2 separate regions of the Mus musculus genome follow, and region 1 is linked to region 2. A link is a loop called in an ENCODE intact Hi-C map of the cell type or tissue named here. Cell type or tissue: left cerebral cortex. All regions are shown on one strand. Links, peaks and the distances in the headings refer to the core of each region. The heading gives the core; the rest is flanking DNA. Region 1 overlaps Nae1 (NEDD8 activating enzyme E1 subunit 1). Region 2 overlaps Dync1li2 (dynein, cytoplasmic 1 light intermediate chain 2).

Region 1 (9,471 bases), core at 632-8,631, 83 kb after region 2:
TCACAATTCATGGACATAATCGTCTTTCACCATTACAGACAGCCCATATTCCTGAAGGAAGCCAGTAAGACAGGACTTCAACTTCCCTATATCTTCTTCAACTTGATAGTTAGATACTCCTAAAAAAAAGTGTGTGTGTGTGTATATATATATATATATATATATATAATATATACATTTCCATTAAAATAAATATGTGGGCTGGGCACAATAGTGCACACCTTTAACTCAGGAGGCAAAGGCAGGCAGATCTCTGTGTTTGTGAATGCTCTGTATTACGTAGTGAGTGCTAAGACTGCCAGGGCTGCATAGGCGCCAGGTCTCAGGGGAAAAAGTAATTCAAACTGATCGTTATCTCTTACTTAATCCAGTTTAAAACAGTAAGGTATAAAACTACAGAACAAACATAAACCAACATTTGAAAATATCAGAATCTGCTAAACTAAAATCTATCACAAATTGAAGTTCAGTAAGTCTTACTCAGGTCTAGGGATTTTAACTTAGTGACAGCATATTATCCCAACATTCTGGTGGGTTTCTGGTCTTTTAAGTCTTAGCTAATTATGTTGTAGAAGATTAACACAAAAAATACTCAATAATTATTTGATCAAAAAATTAAAGAGAAAATACCTTACTTATATCCTTTAAGTTAAATTTCTATTTTTTTGGAAACAAAGTCTTATTATTAATCCCTGCTAGTCTCAAACTTGTATGTAGTCAGGGGTGACCCTGAACTTCTAATTCTCCTGACTCTACCTCCTGGGTGAGATAACAGGCGTATGCTTTTTTCAGTGCTGAAGATCTCTAAACCTAGGGCTTTGTTCACTCAACAACAAACTAAGCTACTTATTTCCATTTCCAGCCCTTTATTTCCATTTTGAGTGATTAAATGGCACTGAGGACATAAAGCAATCGTAATATACAACATTTACTAAACATTAATAGATGCTGGATACTATTTTATGTACTTTGTGCCTTTGCACTGATTTAATTCTCAAAAGAACTTTATGAAGGAGCCACAACTATACAGATAGAAAAGCTGGGACACAGACAAATTACTTAGTTCATGAACAGCAAAACTAGAATACAAGACAAGCATTTTGTTGTTGTTTTCTCATGCAGGAAATCTAATCCAGGGCCTTAGGAGTGCTAGGGCCACTAAGCCAGTCCTACGTCATTTCTTTCTCTCTTCTTTGTTGTTTGGGACAAAGTCTCATTCTGCAGCCCAGCTGACCTCAGATTCACAGCAATCTTTCTACCTCAGCCTCCTGAATGTCCGTCCGCCCCATAGCTGTGAGCCACCATACCCAGGTGTCAAGCATCTCAGTAAGGAGAGTGAAGATGTCTCTTCGATATTTAACTCAGTCAAACCTTCAGAATCTCAAGCCTAGGCACCATACGACTAAGAACCTCCCTCTTAAAAAAGGAACTGCTTCAGCTCCAACAAGAAACCAGCAGAGAGGATTAAAGGCCAACAGATGGGTCAGTGGGTAAACTGTGCTGTACAAGCCTGAGGAGCCCACTTCAATCCCCGAGAACCCGCATTCAAACCTGAGCATAATGGTATACATCTATCTTATCAGGGGAAACCCAAAGACAGGAGGACCCTGCTTGGCCAGCCAGGCTAGCCAAATCTGTGAGCCCTCAGTTCATTGAAAAACCTTTCCTCAAAAGATAATGTGAACAGCAACTGAAGAAGACATTTAATATTAACCTCTGGTCCCCACACATACATGCACACATGTATACACTCATGCACACACACTTTAACCTGTTTTAAACCACTAAGTTTTTGAGACCTACACACACACACACACACACACAATGAATTTTAAAAAGACAAATATAAAAATAAGACACAAGAGATAGGACTGGAGAGTCAGTTCAGCAATTAAGAGCACTGACTGCTCTTCCAAAGGTCCTGAGTTCAATTCCCAGCAACCACGTGGTGGCTCACAACCATCTGTAATGGGATCTGATGTCCTCTTCTGGTGTGTCTGAAGACAGCTACAGTGTACTCACATACATAAAATAAATAAATCTTCAAAATTGAAAAAAGAAAAAACATACAAGGACATGTTAGTGATACACATTCAACCAACATTCTTCTCTAACAGTTTAGAATCAAATGGTTTAAAAGTAGTGAGCCTTAAAAAACAATAGAGCACTGGGCTGGAGAGATGGCTCAGAGGTTAAGAGCACTGGCTACTCTTCCAGAGGTCCTGAGTTTAATTCCTAGCAACCACATGGTGGCTCACGACCATGTAATAGGATCAGAGTCCCTCCTCTGGCATGTGTGTGTGTGTGTGTGTGTGTGTATGTATGTATGTATGTATGTATGTATGTATGTATGTATATAAAAATATGTATATAAAATACACAAACAATCTTTTTTAAAAAAAAATCAAATAATAGTTCCTCTAATATCCACAGAATACTAAAATTCAGGTCAAGTGGGTTTTCCTGTGTGGTTGGTTGGTCTTTTTTGAGACATATTCTCTCTACATAGCCCTGGCTGTCCTGGAACTCACTCTGTAGACTTGGCCCAGCTCTGCCTCTAGTGCTGGGATTAAAAGCAAGTGCCACTACACCTGGCATCAAGTCAAGCATTTATTTAAGACTTTAATGAGTGAATCTGATGGCTCATGCCTGTAAATTCAATACTTTGGAGACTGATTGAGGAAGATCACAAATTCAAGGCCAGCCCAAGCTAATAAGTAAGATCCTGTCTTAAAACAACAAAAAAGCCAAAAGATCTTCTTTGTATCTGGTAAATCAACTGCTGTTCTTACCTGGGTATCTGCCATGCTGTTTATGAAATCGATCAACAGCCCGCAACATCAGGTACAGGACTATCTCATTATCCGGATTGTCCATGCTAGAAACTGAAAGGAAAAAAAAAAAATCAGTAAAACTAGATAACATACACAAGCAACAAAAGGCTGAATTCATACTCAAGTTTCAGGATACAAAATAATATTAGCAAAAAATATTAAATATTTTATTAAAATAAAGTATAAAATTATAAATAAGAAATAAATACATTAAGGTGTAACACAAGGGGTCTTATAGACTCCTAGCTGGAGTCTCTACCAAGGTAGAAACATGATAATGTTAGTTCTATATAGCACACAATGCAGTCAGTAATCTAAACACATTTTTATGTATTTATTTCTGAATAATATATGTAAATTAAAATCATTCAGGTAATCTATGAAATATTCACATTATTTTTATAGCACCATTTATTCAGCACTATTATACACATTTTATTAGTATCTTTTAACTTAGCATCTGGTTGTTATACTTACTAATTTCATCTTTGTTGACTGTATCCAAGCCATACTCTTCAGCTAAAGATCGACATCTTACCACTCGAAGAAATGCAGAATTGCTGCCTGGAAACAGTAAAGACTTCAGGAAGGTTGTGACAACTGAATACACCAAATTATGGGTCACTTTATGAACAAGAAATTAGGGCTACAAGATGGATCAGCAGCTAGGAGAGCTTGCTGTTAATGGAGAGGAACTGAGTTCAGTTCCCAGTACCCACCTGCCCACAGCAGGCCTCATGACTACTTATAACTCTAGCTCCAAGGGGATCTGACATCTTTGACCTCTGCAGGTGCACATATCCACACACAGATAGGCACATACACATAGCTGGGTGTGGTGGCGCACGCCTTTAATCCCAGCACTTGGGAGGCAGAGGCAGGCAGATTTCTGAGTTCGAGGCCAGCCTGGTCTACAGAGTGAGTTCCAGGACAGTCAGGGCTATACAGAGAAACCCTGTCTTGAAAAACCCAAAACAAACAAACAATTTAAAAACAATAAACATTTTGAAGCATTTATTCATTAAAAATTTTATTGAGTGACCACAGTACTGTGGGGGTTTTGTTAGACACCGAATATTAATGGTATGAAGAAATTGCTGCCTTGGTTATAGTCTCAGTTTGGTGTGTGAGGAAGGCTTAAAACAAATGTGTGTGTCCATGTACCTGTTCTTTGGGGTTCCTCCGATTAACTGATAGGCCATCTTTCTAACCCGGCAACTAACTTTATGAAACTTTTACTTCTGTGTGTGATATATGCATGGATATGCTTAGCCACCCGTGAATATGTGGTGAATATGTGGTGACCAGAGATTGATTCTGAGTGTCTTCTATGAATCGCCACTGTATTCTTTTTCTTTTTGTTTTTATTTGTTTTCCACCTATCTTTTTGAGACAGGATCTGTTTGCATGGCAAGCACTTAACCCGCTGAGCTATCTTCAACCTGCAACTGACTCCAAGAACACGCTTTTACCGCCTCAGAAATTAGGGAGAAAACCCCAGAAGCCCAGCCATGAACTATCATGACAAATTCTTAATTCCATTAGTCACTTAACACAGATCAAATGAGTACCAATGGCCCAGTCTTAAAATGTCCTTTAGAGTACAAAAAAACAAAATAAAATTTACCTAAGGATACACACACCCTACTTCAAGAATTTCAACCATTTAAAACTCCCAAGAACACCCTCTGTAGCATACTTTTATTAAGCAAAATAAGAAAATTAAAAGGACTTACAAAGCAATTTTAATTCTTTCTCTGAAATGGACTCTGGTGCCTATAAAGAAATAAATGCAGGTTTTTCTCTAGCACGCACACACACAGAGACAGCAATGGCACAGCACAAAGCCAAGAGCTGGGAAAACACTCCAAACACAACTGTTCTCCTGTAACAGGGGTGCTCATTAGAGACAAGTAGGCACTTCTGCCAAAGAAGCAAGCCAGGGCCCCGCCTTCCCTCTCTAACCCCTCCCTGGCTGAGCTCCTTGCTGCGGGGAGAAGTACTGTTCACCACTTACCTGGCCAACAGACTGAAGCAATTTGGCAACGTGATTGCCTACAGCAGCAGCATCTTTCTTTGCTTTCTCTCGGTAACTGGAAAAGATTGACAACAACAAAACCCTACAATTAATGACTCCTAAAATTAGCAAAGCTAAAGTCATCTTTAAGTGAACAAAAGTTTATTTTTAATTTAAAAATGTTTGGAAACATATGAAATGTGAAAATGGTAGAGAATTATCACCAGTAGCACCTCTCACCAGTTAGGTGTCATGGAAGAGCTGGCAGTAGAGTCCTCTTCTGGAGTCCTCTAAAGCCAAAGCTCCCATTATCCATCCCTACAGCATCCAACTTCAATGTACCCAGGTGACACCTGTCATCCCTACAGCATCCAACTTCAATGTACCCAGGTGACACCTGTCATCCCTACAGCATCCAACTTCAATGTACCCAGGTGACACCTGCCATCCCTACAGCATCCAACTTCAATGTACCCAGGTGACACCTGTCATCCCTACAGCATCCAACTTCAATGTACCCAGGTGACACTCGTGGGAGTCTTTCTTTTGAGTCATTTTCTTTTGGTCATTAATCTCTCGTAACTTAAGGAATCAATGACTGTAGATAAACACCTGTTATCCAGTATACCTCCTCTGACACACATGGACCCGTAAGGTCAGGTCTCCCTGGATGTTACCTTCTTTGTAACTAATGTACAGAGCTGATGAATGCAAGGAACCTGACCTGGTTTCCTCCAGGGCCAAAGGTTGCCATACAGAGAAGATCTTGGTCAGTGTTTAACAAATCTTGGTTTGTTGTCCTAATCTATGAGTTATAATACTGAAAATTTGGCAAAGGACAACTGAAGACAGAAACTAATGGTGACTTTAGGGACATTGCTCAGAGGTAGAACTCTTGCTTCACATATATATGAGGACCCAGGTTCAATCCCAATAGTACAACCTTCACCCTAAAAGGTGTGCCCTTACCTGGGAGAGACTCAGCATTAATACTAGTCATTTTTACAGTCAAATATAACTAGATATTAAACAAAGTTTTTCATGACTTATACTATTGGGTAGGTTTGAAGTGTGTGGTTTTCCTTGGACTTAACTTCAAGAAGGTGAGTTGTTCATGTAACATTTTTTTTAGGTCCTCTGTCAGAAACCAGGGTCTGAGTCCCTTTAGGAGGGCAGATTTAAGTAGCCTGTTACACATAGTTTAAAAACAGTGATAAGGCATGGTGGCACATTCCTTTAACCCCACTGAATTCAAGGCTAGCCTTGTCTACAAAGCTAATTTTAGGACAGCCAAGGCTACACACAAAAACCCTGTTTTGAAAAACAAACAAAATAACCACAACTAAAAGACACTTACACATTCTGCAGTTTTATGTATTTGTTTGAATCTGCAATCATATCAGGAATTGTGCCTCGGACAGGTAAATTTCCTTGACCCTCCTTGGCCACAAATTCCTTTAAGGCACGAGCTAGAATCCAAAAAGTTGGTGTCTAAAAAAATAAGAAAAAACTACTATAAAGGTGTGTATTCTGAGCTGGAGTTGAAGACAGCTTTATTTTCCCTTCTTGTTGTTACCTGTTTGGTGATATTTATGCATCGATCATCATTAAATATATCTTCAATACTGCTTGGGATCTAACAAAGGAACACAAGACATTACTTACATTAAGAATGCTGTCCACCTTTATTTTCAATGCTATTTCTTCAAATAAGTCCTTTATATTTTCAAAGTGCAGTAAAATATCAACTTCTGATGTATTTAGTTTTATTTACAATCAGATTCTGATGGAGATCTGATGGGAAAGAGAATGGAAGAAAATCCTCTCCTGGCCTGTTAGCATTTCAGACAAGTCTCCCATATCCACATGGAGTAAAGGAAAAGCCAAACATGTCATTCTATATACTTTGTATCTGAAGACAACAATGACTACTGACATTGCTACAAAGCCAGATTTAAAGCTGTTCATGGTTTCCCAGCTTATGAAAGTCCTGAAATTCATTCACCCTAATTCCAGGGCTGTTCAGAGATGACCACTCTAACAAAAAATAAGTAATTATGCAATTTGAAACTCACAAGGTCACCACACTAATAACTTTACAAACTATAGGCTTTGATTCTATGCAGACAAAATAGAGTTCTCAGTGACAACCTCGTGACTGGTGTCTTGGCTTCCAACCCCACACCTCTACTGTATTCATAAGAGTCAACAGTCTTTTGAATGGCCCACTGTAGTGGCACACATCTTTAATCTCAGCACTAGAAGGCAGAGGCAGGTGAATCTGTGTGAGCTCCAGGCCACCTGGTCTACTAATGAGTTCCAGGCCAGCTAGCACTATATACAGTGAGATCCTGTCTCAACATCAAACAGACCTTCCTACTTCCCTGCTCAAAACCCTTCTAGGTCTGCGAGATTCTGCTATGGTATGGCCCTTTCTAGCTCTCCAAACTCAAATCTTGCCTATCACTTTCTTTCCCCTTCAATCGTACTGACTTTCCTACTGATCCTTTAACTCTGTGCCCTGCGCCCGTGCCCTCTGCTTGAGCAGCTCATGCAACAGACCTCTGGGTGGCACTTCACTCAGGCCTTTTCCTCCTTCCCAGCTCCCTCTCTAACACTGCCCCCTAGGTACACCCTATCCAATACCCAGACCCCTTCTTGCCTCCTCACATTCTAACTTTGTTCATACATTAATATCCAATTGTTCAATTTACTGCCCCCAACTCCTAGAACCATTTTTCTGTTTTATTTTTCTTGTGCCCAGACTGGACTAGAACTCACTATGCAGCCAATGTGGTCTCAAGCCTCTTCCTCCATCTCCTTGGTTCTGGCATTACAAGTACATGCCGCCATGCCTGGCTTTATAATCATCCTTTAGTTTTAAAAACTGATCATTACATTTTATTTTCAGTAAAAATGCAGATCTAACATGTATCATTTGATAGCTATACATATACATTTTCAACATTCTTTCCAATTAAGATAAAAGATGTTCCTTAGCTAGAATGATTTACAAGGCATACACTCAGGAACCATTTCAGGGTCTTCAAAATGTCTACAGTGACTTGAGTGCTTTCCTAATGTGAAAGGCAGTACTCAAGCTATAAATTGTAAAAAAAAGAAAAAAAAAAACTATAAAAAATCTTCCAGGTGTCTTATTCCACAGTTCCTCAAAAATGAACGAACAAACTTAGAAGAAGAAGAAGAAGAAGAAGAAGAAGAAGAGGAGGAGGAGGAGGAGGAGGAGGAGGAGGAGGAGGAGCAGGAGGAGCAGGAGGAGAAGGAGGAGGAGGAGGAGCAGGAGGAGGAGGAGCAGGAGGAGCAGGAGGAGCAGGAGGAGGAGGAGGAGGAGGAGGAGCAGGAGGAGGAGCAGGAGGAGGAGGAGGAAGAGAAGGAGGAGGAGGAGGAAGAAAAAGAAGCAGCAGCAGCAGCAACAGCAGCAACAGTAGTAGTAGTAGTCTGACTTATTTTCCGATACTTTTTATGTATTCTAAGTTGGGCTTAACCTCACTCTGTAGCCCAGGCTGGCTTCAGGCCTCAGATTCAGAATCCACCTGCCTCAGCCTCCAAAGTGCCAGGATTACAGGTGTAAGTTACCATATCAGCTTATAATTTTTGCAATGTACAAGTCATTGAGAACATCTCCAATTATGTCTAAATAACTGCTGCAAAAAAATGCAAGATAACAAAATTTAACTTTTGAGTTTAGTACTTCTTTTGACTAGCAAACTATCATTTGTAAGTCTTACCTCCAAATTCTCAACTATTCATAAATCATATTTCTCTAAGTGAAAGAAATTACTTTATTTTATTGCTATTATATGCTGAAGCACAGACATAATTTTAATGAGGATAATATAGATTTTTTTTTTGTTTTGAGCCCCAGCTGTTTCTGCACTTGCTATGTGGCCAAGGATGGCTACTCATCACCTTGCTCCCCTCCCCCAGGGGTGGAGGTACAGGCATTCACCACCATGCAGGGCACAAAACTTTATTAAAGCCGGGCGTGGTGGCGCACGCCTTTAATCCCAGCACTCGGGAGGCAGAGGCAGGAGGATTTCTGAGTTCAAGGCCATCCTGGTCTACAAAGTGAGTTCCAGGACAGCCAGAGCTAGACAGAGAAACCCTGTCTCGAAAAACCAAAAACAAAAAAAAACAAAAAAAAACAAAACTTTATTAAAACTAAACTGCTGTTTTCCGCTGGGCATGGCACATACTTGTAACACTTGAGAGGTGGAGGCAGGAAAAGTGTCACAAGTTCAAAACCAGCCTGGTCTATACAGCAAATTTGAAAGTAGCCTGGGCTACATAAAAAGACCTTGTCTTAATAAAAAACAAAACAAAAGAACCCAAACATTCTTTGTTTAGGCATTTAGGCAATATTAGGTTAAATTGTTATATCAACTTTCACATATGAAAACATCAGAAAACACAGTGGTTTCAGCAGTTTCTTTGATACCTGAGTTGTATTTAGTGCTGTGTTCACATTTTTGATGGCTTCTTCAAAATTCTCTTCGTCTTCTGGAGCTCCATTTTCATTCTTTAAAATCCCTATTAAAACAAGAAATAGCTAACAATGTCTCCTTTCACTTTGGCTTCCAACATTATAGAAAAATCTTA
Region 2 (8,000 bases), core at 1-8,000:
ACTTCCATACAGGAGAAGCAGGCAAAGACCACATGACTGCCAGGTACCAGTCAGTTCTCTATTCCTAGGGACTTTGTCTTCAGGGCACTTCACTTACACATCCAGTGTGCATGTCCTATCTGTGCCTAACACAGCAGGACTGACGCACCTGCTCCTTCGTATGCACACCTGTTATCTTAGGGGGCTGGAGCAATGGCTCAGAGGGCCAGAGACTTGCCAGAGGACTCAGCTTCAGTTCCTAGCACCCATGTGGAAACTCACAACCATCTGGAACCCCAGTCTCAGGGATTCCAATATGCTCTTCTGGCCTCCATGAGCACTAGGTCTGGATGCAGTACACGTTTATATGAGCAAGTACAACACTCATAAAACAAATCTTTACATACAGAGAAGGGGCTTTTAGGTAGAGTAGCCACTGGCTGTAGTTAAGCCAGGTGAAAACAAGGCCTGCAGACCAGAACCTGTATGTGAGGACTTCAGGGTTAATGATGGGTTTTGTCATTTGTATTATAAAGGGCCTTACTAGATACCGGGAACTCACCGTGTAGACTGGCCTACAACTTGCAGCAGTTACCTTCCCCCTCCCCTCCCTCTGCCTCCCAAGTGTTAGGATGACAGCTGTGCCTGCCATACCCAGATCTTCATATGACAGGAAAAGCCCCTCCAGGCTTAGGAGCCAACAGGCTCTATTTTTCTAATGAACCTAATAGGACTGAAAAAAGGTCTAAGGCCTTTTATTATGCTTTCACTAAAACCATGCCACACAAACATAAGTAAAAGTACTGGGAGGGCTGGAAACATGAGTTAGTGGTTAAGAGCACTGACTGCGTTTCCAGAGGACCCAGTTTGAGTCCCAGCACCCACACAATGAATAACCCCAGTGCCAAAGGATCTAATGCCCTCTTCTGGTATCCATGGGCACTACACACATATGGTGCATACACGCAAGCAGGACAGCCCCACAACCCCCGCTCCCCTCTCCTCACAAACAGGTAGATAGACAGACAGACACAGACAGACAGATCACTATGGAAAGCCAAGAAAAAGATGTACACTCTCCTCTACACCCACAGAAGGGGTTTCAAACAGTTTTTTAAAACCTGAGAGATTTTTAGCTCATCATTGTCTGTGCTTCTGAAATGGCCGAGAAGCTCATGGGCTTTCGAGTAACACCAGGCAAACTAAAAAGTAACAAGTGTTGTGGTTTGGACATGAAGAGTCCCCAAAAGATTCATGTGTTGAAGGTTCCCGGCTGGTGGTACTTTTGAGAGGTGACTGAATTAAGAAGGCATTAATTCTATCGCTGGATTAATTCAGACATGAATTTCCAGCTGAATGAGCTACTGGGGTGGTGGTGGTGTGGAACCTTATATGAAAGAAGCAGGTTATTAATTAAGGCTGTGCCTGTAAAGGCTCTACTATGGCTTGCTCTCATTTTCCTCTCCCCCTTCCTCCCTCTTTTTTTGTTTTTGTTTTTTGTTTTTTTTCTGAGACAGGGTTTCTCTGTGTAGCCCTGGCTGTCCTGGAACTCCCTCTGTAAACCAGGCTGGCCTCGAACTCAGAAATCCGCCTGCTTCTGCCTCCCAAGTGCTGGGATTGAAGGCGTGTGCCACCACTGCCTAGCTCCCTTCTTCCCTCTTGACCCACGTAGGTATGTGTGTGCATGCGTGCACGCATATTCTTATGCTGATCTCAAACTCATTATATAAGGAAGATGACCTTGAACTTCTGGTCTTCCTGCCTCTACCTCCCTAGTACTGGGATTACAAGCAGAGCTGCTGTGCCTGGTTTATGTAGTACTGAACCCAGGGCTTCATGCATGCCCTCTATTAACTGAGCTACACCCTCAGGCCCTCTTCTCTTTCTGTTCCCCTTCTACTAACAGGTGAGCAACTTTTTTTCCCACCAAAGTAAGAGAGCAAGCCACCAGTGCATGCAAACTCTGAAATCATAGCTAGACAAAGCTCAGTCTGTGTGTGTGTGGGGGGGGGGGCGCGCGTGCGCGCCATCAAGTACACATGTACATAAGTTCTTGAGTGTGACATCTTACTTAATTGCTCTTCACCTTCTTTTTTGACACAGGGTCTCTTGCTGAACCTGGAATTCACCAATTTAGCATGACTGGCTTCGGGAACCTTCCCATCTCCTCCCCAGTGCTAGGATTGTTGCTGCTCCCACACCTAGCTGTTACACGGGTGAGGACTAAACTCTGGTCCTCATGCTCCACAGGCAATAGTTTATAGACTGAGCCACAGACTGAGCCATCTCAACATCCCTTCCTTTGTTTCCTTTGTTTCTCACAAAGGCAGAGACTAATGGGTCAAACTTCATTGTCAACAAAAAGAAATCAACCAAGGTCATCTCCATACTATGTTGAACATAGCCAGAAAATGTGATGTTGTTGTAGGAGCTTAAAGGAATTTCTCTTTTAACAGTCAAGTCAATAAAAAAATGCAGTGGTTAACTGTCGGGGTGACATCTGATTGCCCAAGAGCAGAGAAGGCATTTGTCAAGGGCTTCCCCAACAGGGAGCAGGGCAGAGCCAGGGTCAAGATAGAGGTGAGCTAAGCTACAGTGGGAAGGGAGGGGGTAGAGCAGCCGGATCACCTATTCCAGGAGCCCGCCAGTTCAGTCTTCTGTATAGGTCACATGGTGAGAGTAGCCTACAAGTCCTGAAGGAAACTAGTTACTCTAAATCAGTGCTTCTCAACCTTCCTAATGCTACAACACTTCAAAAAAAAAAAAAAAAAAAAAAAAAACAGTTCTTCACATTGTGGTGACACCCAACTATACAATTATTTTCTTTGCTACTTCATAATTGTAATTTTGCTGTTATGAATCTCAATGTAAATATTTGATATGCAACCCCGTGAAAGGGAGGTTCAACCCCTAAAGGGGTCAAGGGCCACAGGTTGATCTCTCTAAGGCCAGCCCACTCTAGTGAATCCCAGGTGAACCAGAGCCACACAGACATTAAAAATAAGCAAATAAACCGCTTAGGAGACGCGCCTCTAGGTGTGCCTGTAAAGGTGTTTCCAGAATGGTTTATGATTTACTTACACCATCCCAGAGTCTCTGCATCTAGACTAAATTTTTAAAAAGGAGAAGACTAGCTTAGCACTGGAATTCACTTCTGCTTACTGACTCCAGATGTACTGTGACCAGCAACTGCCTGAGGCTCCTGCCACTGTGCTTTCCACGCTAGGACGGGCTGTATTCCTCAAACAAAACAGCCCAAACCCAACCCAGCCCCACCCAACCCAACCCAACCCAGCCCAGCCCCACCCAACCCAACCCAACCTAACCAAACCCAACCCAACCCAGCCCAGCCCTTCCTTATACTGTCTTCATCCAGTTTTTGCAGCATCAAGCACCACCTTCTGGCAGCTCAAGGTTGCTGTCCCTCTGCCAGCTCTGGGTCACAGTGGCTGGTCACAAAGCTGCCCCACAGCAGGCAGCTTGAGAGGAACCCGCCTGTAAAGAGGGGCTCACTTGTCGAGAATGATACTAAAGGCAGCTGGAGAGGTGCTCAGGAGCTAAGAGCATGCCCTGCTCCTGCAAGGAACCGAGTTCGCTTCCAGCACTGCCCAACACCCGCCTCCAGCTCCAGGAGGCCCCAGCACTCTGTCAGCTCCATTCACATGCACACACACTGTGCCCCCCATAATCGAAACTAAAATAAATCTTAATAAGAAAACACCAGAGAGTCTAATTAATCTGAAAGGCAGCCGTCCTGTGAGCAAGAACATGAAGAACTACTTCTCTAAAGTAAGCTAAAACCAGCGTGAATACAAGCACGCCTTCACCAAGCACAAAGGCACGGCTACCATTCCAAATATCACAGACCAGGGACTGTGAACGCCGAGATGCTCAGTCACAGACATGGCTCAGCAGTTGCTAGATGCCCTGCCCTCTAGTGTTCTCTCTCCTCTCCCCGCTAACCCAACACGGCATGAAGACGCTTTCTAGACTAGCAAGGGGGAAAGGTGGGTTGGTCAGCGAGTCAAAGTGGTCACGTGAAACCCCGAGTTTGACCCGTGGTACCTGCAGTGGGAGGAGAGAACCTTTTCAAAGTCATGCTGCACAGGTATGTGCAAGCGCACACATGCTACGAAAAGCCAAAAAGATTCCACTCTCAACCTCTTTAAAAAGAGAGCAGGCAGGCAGGCAGGCGCACCTCAGCACTGCCTCCCGGTCTCCATGTTGCTGCTTGGAACACCGACATATTGTTTAAAGTTTAATTGTCAAAGGGAAGAGAACCACACCCTCAAAGTGACAGAAGCCGTGAGTCCAGAGGAGGCAGGGCTCCCGAGCTGTCTTCCCAGGCTTGCGCCCCACTTGCAAACTGCCCGCCTCTAGGTTTCCTCTCCTTGACAAATAAACCCCCCAGAACTTTTTAAGCCATTTTCCCCTCCATTTTTCTGTCTTACGTCGCTAAACCTAATCCTCAGTGACATAGACGCCAATGACTAAGACCATTAAATTAATTCAGTGTCTCCTCCACAAGCTCCCCAAGAATAGGTGTCCTTCCTGCCTGCTGCCTCCCCAGAGCACCCAGAACAAACACCCAGCACCTAACACTTGCCTTATTTGAGAAAGAGTGGTGCCCTCGGCTGATGTGGCTTTTTCTATTTTAATCAACCTTTGTAAGGTTGTCAAACCCAAACTGAAGTCTGCGGTACATCAGCTCACCAGTCTGGGTAAGACGCTGTGTGCAGTGCTCGAGAATAGCGCCTCAGCCTCACAACTATTTTGCTGAGCTGTCTTTAGCATCGCTGTTTTGCAAGAAAAAGAGGCATCATCTAGAAAAGTCAGTGGCTAAAGAGAGGCGAGATGAATGGCCTGGCAATCATGATCCCCAAGGGCAGATGAGGCGGGAGGCACACACGCAGCCAGGGGAGGAGGAAGGTGTGAGGCTCCGGCTGCGCTGATGACGGGCAGGGGGCAAGATGAAGTGTGCGACAGGAGACACGCAGTAGGAAAGCCAGTTTGAGAAGCGCCATCAAACTTCCCTGACAGTGAGTGTGCAGATACTGTGTGCCATGCTCCAGAGCCCTCATCAATTCACCAAAGGGGGTGATGTCATCCCGTGGCACCGAGCCAGGGCAGCCAAGCTCACACTGGCCAAGGCGCTGCGGCTGCCGGTTCCGCTCCCTGTGCCCCTCCCATCTCCCTGGCACAGGGACAGAAGCTGATGTAACTGCACAGAAGCCAAGGAAGGAAAAACAAGCCTCTGAACCGCACTTGAAAATGCAGCACACTTCCTTTACTTTGTGCCTTCTTTGTTCTCAGAAGGGTTTTAAACCTAAAATAACTTTTATTTTAAAATGTCTTTCAACAGCCCCTCTCACCGAAAACAATCTTGCTATTCCTGAATGCAATCATATTTGCTAGATTCCAAAAGAAACCAGTCAGAAATGCAAGATTCTCTTCCTTGGGGCTTTATTATTATTTTTTTTTTTTATTAAACCCATCAACAAGAGGAGACATGGGATCTCCATGGGATTCCAGAAACATGGGCTTGGGGTTTGAGGAAAAATGTCCTCAAAGATCCTGTCCCTAGCTGATGGCATTACTGAAGGGAAATCCACTAAGCTCTCAGTAAATTGCTACTCATGTGCTCCCGGCTCAGTGGTTATTAGAAGGTGGACTCACCCAAGGGCAAGAAGACTACAGGAAGGCCGTTGAAGGCCATCCTTTCCCCTTCTCTCTACTCCTCTTTGCCTCCCTCCTACAATGACGGATGGCCTTATCACAGGTCTAGAAATTGCCAAGTGACCATGGACTGAGACCTCTGAAACCGTAAGCCAAAACAAAGCAAACCTTCCTACTGATACTCAAACTCCACCTGCCTCTGCCTCCAGTGTACTGGGATTAAAGGCACACACCAGTACATCAGGCCAAAGTGTTCTTTTTTATTTATTTATTTACTTACTTACTTATTTGTGTGTGTGTGTGTGTGTGTACTTGAGTGTCTGACTGTATGTGCATTGTATGCATGCTAGTGACTAGATTCCCTGGAAATGGGAGCCATAGGCAGCTGACTGGTAAGAGTACTGGGAACTGAACCTGGGTTCTCTACGAGAGCAGCAAGCATTCCTAATTCCTTCAAGCTATTCTTGATAACTGAATTTCAATAACTGAAACAATTTTTCAAAACATAAGCAAATACTATCCCAAGTAAACCCCCTTGCCTGAAAAGGAAGAAGGTGGCCCCAATAATCCAAGAGGACTAGTGAGTTTTACTCACATTTCCGTTCCAGATCCCGCATCTCCTCCGGTGGAATCTTCATCTTGTCAATGTGCTCCCGTAAAACACTAGCCCACTTCTGCAGAGACTCCATTATCGTCCAAGGTCGAGACATGTCGGCAACAAAAATGACCAGGGTCTCCCGCAGAGACTCAGCTGAAACTGCAAATTTCAGCAGGCCTTTATGGTAGAGGTCTCCATCTAAAATCCACACATTGCAGCGTGTGTGATCTGGGGAGAGAGGAACAAAGCCACATTATCACCCAACAGTGACTATCTGCACAGTGATGAGAACTGCAGCATCAGGAAGGGAATAAATTCACACAGAAAGCGCAGCCCAGCAGGGCCAAACACCCAGTGGGCGTCAAATCCAGTCTAGTACAGAAGGAACTGCCTAGGCTTTTAAAAGTTTAGATAACCACATACAGGACGACTCTAACTAAGGCTTCAACAGACTCTAAGGAGCAGGGTGAGAATAATTAGCTGCTGATAACAACCAAAGGACACAAACGTTTATTGATGAGCTGTCCCCTCGGTCTAAAGGACCCACTGTCCTAAGATACCAGTTATCTGTGAGCTGGTGAGCGCGCTGAGGAACAAACCCCTTGTGTGTGCGTCACACTAAGCGACTAAAGCCGTTCTGTCAAGATAATCAGTTAGACATTCCAAGCATCTTCACCTTTTAGAGATACTTACAGAAGCACTTACGAATAAAATGGTACTAATGTCTGACACTGGCTTGAGAATAATCCAAGTGGACTAAAGGGAGATCTTAAGATACAGCTGAAACAAAGAACTGGGAACTGTAACAATGCAACTACGGAAGATAATTCTCTAAGTTAATAGGATATTTTTGAAACATTTCAAACATATTCCTTAATTATTTTTTCTATAAAAGTTCCTTGATAGAGGGAATTCCTAACATCAAAACATCATTCCATTAACTTCCTTTTCCAACATATACTTTTAAAATCTACCTTTCTTTAGCTGCCTTGATGTATAACCAGTTATTAATATCTATTAAATGCATTTTGATGAGTTTGAGCATAAAGGTATCTACATCTAGCTGTACTTCCAATCTCTACATTATTTTTTTTAATTTATTTTTATTATTTTGAATTATGTGTGTGCCTGCCCACATGTGGCTATGTGCACAGGAGTACAAGTGCTCTCAGGGACCACAGGCCTTGGCTTCCCTAAAGCTAGAGTTGTGAACTACTGTGAGCCACCATACATGGTGCTGGGATGAGTCCTCTGAAGAGCAGCAAGTGACCCATCTCTCTAGCTCCTACTTCAAGTTTTTTATGCCATTTATCTAGAGCTGTCCGTGTGTGTTCCTTAGCGTACAGGTGGAGGTTCCACAGTGAAGTTGGCTGACAACCTGTGGAGTCAATTTTTTCCTTCCATCACGTGGGTCTCAGGGATCAAACTCAGGCAGGCTCTCTCGGCAGCAAGTGACTTTACCTGCTGAGCTACCTCACTGGTCCCAAACTAGTTATATTTTAGTGTTTTCCAGTCTGGGTCTGTGAATGGACTCCAAACATACTTTGTACTCAAGATCTGAGGTTTAGATGCCTTACCCACCAGCAAGCACAGTTTCTTGAGCTTTTCTGGCCAATGTCAACTATACATGACTCCCCCCATGTGTGAGGATCACACATCCCATGCAGCAGTAGACAAGAGTATCTAACTGAGAGGCAGTGGTCCTTTGACATCTAATATCCTACCACAACCCAGCTACAACCAGGGA

The links. Hi-C counts contacts between places; a loop is a spot of excess contacts. Peaks named below come from ENCODE experiments on the same cell type or tissue, not always from the same donor. Only the 100,000 strongest peaks of a DNase experiment are listed, where the experiment ranks them.
Region 1: a loop joins it to region 2, with 4 times the contacts of the local background. A loop is called at or near these places in 4 of 42 quality-filtered maps.

The regions. Positions count from the first base shown.
Region 1 is chr8:104,513,337-104,522,807 of GRCm38, forward strand. It overlaps Nae1 (NEDD8 activating enzyme E1 subunit 1), which reads right to left. Exons shown (of 20, transcript NM_144931.3): 11 at 9,311-9,402; 12 at 6,428-6,487; 13 at 6,209-6,342; 14 at 4,852-4,927; 15 at 4,571-4,610; 16 at 3,312-3,398; 17 at 2,793-2,885; 18 at 5-119. Among named protein-coding and RNA genes, the nearest start is that of Terb1, 8.2 kb to the left of the region's middle. In left cerebral cortex, for the core only: no CTCF peak of the experiment used is centred there; no DNase peak of the experiment used is centred there.
Region 2 is chr8:104,431,113-104,439,112 of GRCm38, forward strand. Dync1li2 (dynein, cytoplasmic 1 light intermediate chain 2) reads right to left here. Exons shown (of 13, transcript NM_001013380.2): 4 at 6,251-6,481. Among named protein-coding and RNA genes, the nearest start is that of Dync1li2, 7.9 kb to the right of the region's middle. In left cerebral cortex, for the core only: CTCF peaks have their summits at 3,378 (motif pointing left) and 3,902 (motif pointing left); DNase peaks (open chromatin) are centred at 3,947, 4,179, 4,787, 5,129 and 2 more places; H3K4me3 peaks cover 2,369 bases; H3K27ac peaks cover 4,149 bases.